Regions from separate parts of the Homo sapiens genome. Here all the other regions are linked to region 3. A link is a loop called in an ENCODE intact Hi-C map of the cell type or tissue named here. Cell type or tissue: OCI-LY7. All regions are shown on one strand.

Region 1 (2,500 bases), 110 kb before region 3:
AGGCCTCTTGCATCCCTTCTCTGCCTCACTGAGGTCTTTGGGGTGCAAATGTACAGCCCAGGAGAAAGTGGCCCAGGGTCTTAGGTGGCCCCCAGCCAAGAGAAGGACGCTCCTCTGGTCTGTGGGAAAAGGCCCCAGCAGGAGATAGGGGGAGTGGGCAGCCCACTGCTTGCAAGGCTTGAGGTCTCCTGGGCCAGTGTGTCGCTCAGGGGGTGGCAGGGGGGGCCCTGAAGGGCAGGAGCTGCAGAGGCAGAGGGACTCCTGTTGAGGAAAGCTACTGGAATCACTGTGTGGTTAGACCTAAGGAAGAACTTCCTGCCTGCTGGTCGGCGGGGCAGCCGAACCCTATGATTCCTCCACAATCCCTCCTCTTGCCGGCTCTCCGTGGTTTAGACTGGTTCGTGCCAAGGTACTGACTGTGGAAGGCACAGGGCTTCCCTCGCTGGCTGACCTTCCTTGGCTGCCTGGGAGCCCCCAGTCCCCATGCCTGACTCTGAGCTGACCCTCCACACACTGACCCTGGGGCCTCAGCCTCCAAGGGGTGTGGGGAAGTGAGTAGTCCCAGTTCAGTATACCTGAATGGCCCTGTGGGGACGGGAGAAAGGCACACCCTCCCTGCAGATCTGGGCACCACCTTGATCCCAGCATTGTCCTTCATTTCACAGACAACACACCTGCCCCAGGACCCCCTCCCCACTGATGAGCTGGGCCCCTCTGTGACCTCAGACTCTTCCTTCTAGGCAGGAACAGGTTGGGGGTCCCGTCTCCAAGCCCTGCCTGGACCCCGCACCTCCAGTCCCAGGCTAGCTGATTCAGGGCTCCTTGCCCTGCAGCCCAAGGGCCCTCTCACCACCATTGCCCACCCCACCTCCCTGGGCTCCTGGGATCTCAGCCTTAGGTCAAGGCCCAGCCCTGGTGCACCCTCCCCCATGGGCCAGGCCCTCCATGCCTTTGCCCGCGCCAGTCCCTCCACGGGGCACGCCCTTCCCGCTGTGGCTACTCCTCAATCTTAGAGGCCCCTCCCAAGCCCATTCTCACAGAGCTTCCTAGGCCTGCCCTGGCCTGACACATAGTGCAGGACAGTGTCCAGGCCTGTGTCCCCAAGACCCATCTGGGGTTCAAGCCACATCTTGGGCCTATACACAGCCAGCTAGTGAGTGAGCGAGCGAGTGAGTGAGGCCCTGCAAGATGGTCATCTGTCTTGTCCCGCAAAGGCCAAGACAAACGCCGTGTCAGCGGCAGCCTCTCCAACCCAGTCTGTGATGGCCAGTGGTGGTCAGTGAGGGCTGGGCCGCGAGGCTCACAGCTCAGGCCGCACCCGCCGGTTTCACAGACCGGCCAGGAAGCTCCCAGGGCGAGGGCCTAGTCGTGTCCTCCCCATGGGCGAGCAACCCTAGGCAGGCACCAGAGGGCGCTCGCGGTCTGCAGAAAACGCTGGCTAAGGGGGGAGCGCGGAAAGAGGTGGGCACTGTGGGTGCAGACAGCTGGGGTCCGCGGAGAAACGAAGGCCTGGAGCGGGGGCGCTGGGTTGTCCAGGCTGGCGGCGAGCTGCACCGAGTGGGACGGGCAGGCTGCCCCTAGTGAGGGCGGGGAGGGTGTCGCCGCGTGGCGGCTGACAGACGGGGCGGGATGAGCGTAGCCCCCGCCCCTGCCCTGGTGCACTGACAGCCTGTCAGCCGGGAAGATAAGGGACTTCTTCCGCTGGGCGTGGGGTGGGGGTCAACCCAGGTGCGCTGTCCCCCTCCCGCTGGTGTTTGCTCGGTAAACACTTATTGGGCCCCGGGCTGTGCACACCGCCGCGGGGGAGGGGCGGGCGACCTGAAGGCCTGGACTCCATGGCCTCTGCCAGGGATGCCGGGTCCATGGGCCATCAATGATGCAGGAAAAGAGGCTCTGTCACCTCTGGCCCCGCCTGGAGAGAGTTGCCTGTGGGGTCCTTCGTGGGCCCCCTCCAGCCTGGGGTGGCCCTAGCCTCAGCTTCAGAGCTGGGCTGACCCCCGACTAGCCGAGGCATTAATGGGGCCCCGTGGAGGAGGTCCTGGGAAGGTCTGGGGAGCTGAAGTCCTGGCCACGTGGGGGGGACTGCACCCCCTGCCCAGACGGAGCAACAACATTGGGGTGGGTGGCGGGGCCCTGGGGGCCCATAGCTCAGCGCAGCGTCTGCGCCCACCCCCTGTGTTTCCGATGGAAGACAGGCTGAAGGTGATAAATCACCAGGTCCCACCCCCACCCACCCTGCCAACGGGTGGGGAAGGGGGGCTGCATGTGACAGAGATGGGGACCGAGACAGAGATGGGAGCCAGGTCTAGAGGAGAGACCAGAGACAGTGGCACTGTGGTGGCCCCGTTGACACGGGCCAGGACCCTTGCTTGGGTGTCTGGCCTCCCCGCTCTGGGCGCCCCTTCCACAAAGCCCATCTGGAAACCAGCTGAGAGCCACCGTACCCCCACCCCGGCTGACCCCCAACAGGGAGGTAGAGGAGGGAGGGAGACCTTTGCAG
Region 2 (2,500 bases), 68 kb after region 3:
GCTGGGCGTGGTGGCTCACCCCTGTAATCCCAGCACTTTGGAAGGCCAAGGCAGGTGGATCACCTGAGGTCAGGAGTTTGAGACCAGCCTGGCCAACATGGTGAAACCCCATCTCCACTAAAAACACAAAAAATTAGCGGGGTGTGGTGGCAGACACCTGTAGTCCCGGCTACTCAGAGGGCTGAGACAGGAGAATCGCTTGAACCCGGGAGGCAGAGGTTGCAGTGAGCCGAGATCGCACCACTGCACTCCAGCCTGGGCAACAGAGTGAGACTCTGTTTCAAAAAAAAAAAAAAAAAAGGTTAAAGTGGTAAATTTTATACTATGTCTGTTTTATCACAATGAATAATTGGGAAAATGTGTCAGAAGCACTTCTGATGGTAAACAGATGCACCTCCAAGGTTTTCACTGCAGCATTGATAATGATGAAGAAGAGAAACTACTGAGATGCTCATTAACAAGAGAAAGGTCAAAGGAACTATACCACATCCATTCAAGGGAATCCAGTCCTGACCCCACACAAAGATGCCCCGTGAAGTGTGAAACAATGACAAGCAGAGCATGTGACACACCACTCACACACACACACACCACTCACACACACACACCACACACACACATAACCACTCACACACTACTCACATACACACACCACACACACACACCACACACACCACTCACACACACACACCACACACACCACTCACACACCACTCACATACACACACCATTCACACACACACCACTCACACACACTACTCACACACACTGCTCACACACACCACACACACCACGCACACACACCACTCACACACACACCACACACACCCACACCCTTCACACACACACACCACACACACCACACACACACCACTCACACACACCACTCACACACACACCACACACCACACACACCCACACCCTTCACACACACACCACACACACACCACTCACACACACCACTCACACACACACACACCACACACCCACACCCTTCACACACACACACCACTCACACACCACACACACACACCACTCACACACACACCACACACACCATTCACACACACACACCACACACATCTGCACGCACACCATGCACATTCGGGCACACACAGAAGTGGGACCCTTTTCCACTGATATTTTCTCCTGGGGAAGGCTCGAGACTGCTATTGACCAAGCCTCTGCCGCCCTCTGGTGGTCTCTCTGCTCCCTGCCAACATGAAGTCTCCACACCCCACAGGCAGGAGCTGCCTGGACCTGGGACCTCGGGATGGCCCACTCTGTGGGCATCGGAATGCACTTAGTGACTCTGCACCTGCTCCCATGGGGAGTGAGAGCCACTTGCACGCTGCTAGCCTCCCTTCCACAATCAAGATGTTGTTTCTGAGGCCTTTGGAGTCTTTGCTAGATTTCAGGGAAACCCAATGTACAAATCAGAAGACAGTGAGGGTGTTAGATGAGGGCTGGGATAGGGATTGCTGGCTCTCCCCTCCTTAATGTTCTCCCTGATGTCCTTGAGGGGACCCACTGGAACCCCAGGGCTCCTGGGAACCCCATTTGACAACCACTGACCTAGATAACAAACAGCTGACTCCATTTATATGGCAGTCCTGTTATTGTTATTACCTCCAAGGCAGCCACAGGACAGAGTAAATCAACAGCCCTGCAGAGGGGCACAAGTCACAGGTTTATTGTTTAGTTTTGAGACAAGGTCTCACTCTCCCAGGCTGAGCGCAGTGGTGCAATCACAGCTCACTGCAGCCTCAACCTCCTGGGCTCAAGCAATCCTCCCACCTAAAGCCTCCCAAGTAGCTGGGACTACAGGTGCACAGTACTATGCTCGGTTAATATTTTCAGATTTTTGTAGGCTGGGTGTGGTGGCTCACGCTTGTAATCCCAGCACTTTAGGAGGACGAGGTGGGCGGATCACCTGAGGTCAGGAGTTCAAGACCAGCCTGACCAAGATGGTGAAACCCCATTTCTACTAAAAATACAAAAATTAGCCAGATGTGGTGGTGGGCGCCTGTAATTTCAGCTACTTTGGAGGCTGAAGCAGGAGAATCACTTGAACCTGGGAGGCAGGGATTGCAGTGAGCCAAGATTGGGCCATTGCAATTCAGTTTGGGGGACAGAGTGAGAATTCACCTAAAAAAAAAAGCCAAAAAAAAAACCAAAACAGATTTTTGTAGAGTAGAGGTCTCACTATATTGCCCAGGCTGATGCTGATCTCGAACTCCTGGCCTCAAGCAATCCTCCCGCTCAGTCTCCCAAAGTGCTAGGCTAACAAGCATGAGCCACCACACCTGGCCACAAATAACAGGCCTTTTTTCCTTCTTTTGGGTAAACCGGAAAGAAAGCCCCAGGAGCCCAGCACCAGCACAGGCTCTAAGGGTCCAGTGCTCACTCTGGTGAACAAAAAGAGGACCCCACCAAGCACGCGCAGGCCTTACGTTTTTCCAGGGGATTCCTTCAGCCAGAAGATGTCATCACTTGTGAT
Region 3 (2,500 bases):
GGCAGAGATTGCAGTGAGCCGAGATCGTGCCATTGCACTCCAGCCTAGGCGAAGAAGCGAAACTCCGTCTCAAAAAAAAAAAAAGAAAGAAAGAAAAAGAAAATCCATCCAGGAATGGCATTCAACCTTTGTGCTTTTCTTCCCAAAACCCTTAAGCTCAGTCTAATCGTGAGAAGAACACAACAAATCCCGGTGGAGGAACATTTTACAAGAGCCTGACCAGTGCTCCTCAAAACTTAAGGTTATCAACAACAAGAAAAGTCTAAGAAGTTGTCCTGGCCAGAGGAGCCTGGGGAGACAGGAGAGCAAACGCAGTGTGGGGTTCTGGATGGGATTCTGCAACAGAAAAGGACATTAGGGCAAATTCAGGAACCCTGGATGAAGCCTGGACTTTGGTCACTAACAATGCATCAATCCTAGTCCATTAGTCATGCGCAGAGCAAGATGCTGACAGGAAAAAGGGCTCAGAAATGCGTCCGTGCACAAGGTTCACACTCAACCACTGCTCTTGGCCACAGTCTCACAGGTTATGTTTCAAATAAAATATATTGTACAAGATTCTTGTGCTATTTTTTCTTGTGTTACAGTTAATGGTATTTAATTTACACTAATGTATTATGAAACTTCAATTCCTGTTTCTGGCTTTGGAGTCAATTTCTATCTCTACTCAAGGTGACTTAAACAGACTTAATGAGCCTGGGCAACATAGCAAGACCCCCATCTCTACAAACAAATAATTTAAAAAAATCGGCCAGTTATGGTGGTGCCCGCCATGATAGTCCCAGCTATGTTGGTGGCTGAAGCAGGAGGAGAGGATCACTTGAGCCCAGGAGGTTAAGGCTGCAGTGAGCTATGATCACACTACTGCACTGCAGCCTAGCCTAAAGAGACCTGCCTCTAAAATAAACAAACAAAACAGACTTAATGTCAACTTTTACACGCTTTTCCCATTCCAAATAATTTACTATCTTATTTTTGCCCTAATATAAATTCATCAACAGTGCCCCCTGGTACAAGCTAGTAGTTATTCGGTTAAGCAAATGAGCTGATGACTTTTATGACCATCGTTACTTCCAGAAGGTGTCCCCAGCCAGCTGGGGACAGAAAGAGCACTGATCTAACCACTGTTGCGCTTCACCAGCCCAGCCCACCTAATTTCTCTATGAAGTAGCACAGCCGTTCTAGCATGAAGATGTTGAATTGGCTGGTCCTCCAGGCCAGCAAGAACATGAAGCCAAGGCCATGAGGCCTGAGGCAGGCACACAGGTGGCTGGTGAATGGGCTCCCTCCCACCTCCTGCTCATCAGGCACCTCCCAGGCTACACCTGGAACCAGAAAGGCACTCCCTGGACAGGCCTGTCCTGAGCAGAGACCTCAGTGTCATCCCCTGCCTTCCTGGTGAGGAAGACAGCAGCAGTAAGGCCCAGAATCTCAGAACTGTCCGCTGCATTGCAGCCTCAGCCAGCGACCCTGATCTCCCAAAAAGCCTCACACACACCACTCCAAGAAGCTGCATCAGACACAGAGCCCTGGGCTATCCCAGTCAGTTCACTGGCACACATCTCAGTGCTGCTGCTTCAAACCAGGAAACTGAGGTCTAGATACACCCTTCCCCATCTCTGAAATGCAGGGAGATCAGCGGGGAGTCAGTGGGGGCAGTCAGAGACTAGCCCCCAACAACCCTTCTCAGTCACTGATGTCTGCCCACCAAGGCCTCGGGGGCCAGGATTGCTTCCATGGCCTTGGCTCTCAGCCCAGGACGGGGGTGGGAGCAGCCTGGTGAGTAATGCCCAGGCCCCCAAGAGGTGGTCCTGCCATAAATAATGCCAAGGACACATCCCCCTTCAAGGGAGGCCAGACCTGCCAGGGAGGGCTGCAGAAAAGCTGCACTCTAGCTGCAAACAGGAAGGGATGAGCCTGCTCAGATGGTGAGGTCCCTATCCTGTTACCTGCCACTCACGGCCACAAAGGACCAGAAACCCTCCCTGGGCAAGGAAAACATGCTGCACCTCCCTGTTTGGACCCACGGCTACCAGGGCCAGCTACTGGAGATACCAGGACTCTGCTAGTGTCACCTGGCCTGGGAAGGACCTAAGCAGCTCAAGCTGGCCACACAGCAGCCACAGCCCTGGCCATGGCCCCCACCTGCCCACTCCCACTGCAGCCAGCTCCCTGTCCTGAGCACGGGAAACAGGTCTACCAGCACTAACTCAAACTTCACAAAGAAACCATTTCTGGAATGGGGCTCCGTTTGGCGATTCGGAGTCAAAGGCGCACTTCATAGCTCCTTTCCAAATCCCGTGCATTGTCAGGCCCTGTTCCCCTTTGAAGCCTCGCTGAGTGATTGAAGCGTCTACTTTCTGAGGGGCAGATAGCACCGGGCTGGTAATCTGACTCTAAGCCACGGGATAAAGGTAGTTTGTTTCCTCTCAGCCCGTCTGTCAACACCTCCTCAGTAATTAGCCCTAATTATTACAGAGGGCCAGCCTCCCATTCGGTT

Evidence for each region. Hi-C counts contacts between places; a loop is a spot of excess contacts. Peaks named below come from ENCODE experiments on the same cell type or tissue, not always from the same donor. Only the 100,000 strongest peaks of a DNase experiment are listed, where the experiment ranks them.
Region 1: a loop joins it to region 3, with 2.3 times the contacts of the local background. A loop is called at or near these places in 18 of 110 quality-filtered maps.
Region 2: it touches region 3 in a loop (2.6-fold over the local background); 9 of 110 quality-filtered maps call a loop at or near these places.

The regions. Positions count from the first base shown.
Region 1 is chr22:19,729,413-19,731,912 of GRCh38, forward strand. All of the region lies in intron 1 of LOC105372861 (a long non-coding RNA gene), which reads left to right. Among named protein-coding and RNA genes, the nearest start is that of GP1BB, 7.1 kb to the left of the region's middle. RefSeq lists an enhancer at 1,214-1,508. In OCI-LY7, CTCF peaks have their summits at 1,416 (motif pointing right) and 1,620; a DNase peak (open chromatin) is centred at 1,389; H3K4me3 peaks cover 762 bases.
Region 2 is chr22:19,908,924-19,911,423 of GRCh38, forward strand. It overlaps TXNRD2 (thioredoxin reductase 2), which reads right to left. Exons shown (of 18, transcript NM_006440.5): 8 at 2,454-2,500. Among named protein-coding and RNA genes, the nearest start is that of COMT, 32 kb to the right of the region's middle. In OCI-LY7, CTCF peaks have their summits at 1,196 (motif pointing left) and 1,430; DNase peaks (open chromatin) are centred at 518 and 1,178.
Region 3 is chr22:19,840,739-19,843,238 of GRCh38, forward strand. The region is part of intron 2 of GNB1L (G protein subunit beta 1 like); the gene reads right to left. Among named protein-coding and RNA genes, the nearest start is that of GNB1L, 13 kb to the right of the region's middle. In OCI-LY7, CTCF peaks have their summits at 1,007 and 1,207; a DNase peak (open chromatin) is centred at 1,123; H3K27ac peaks cover 1,405 bases.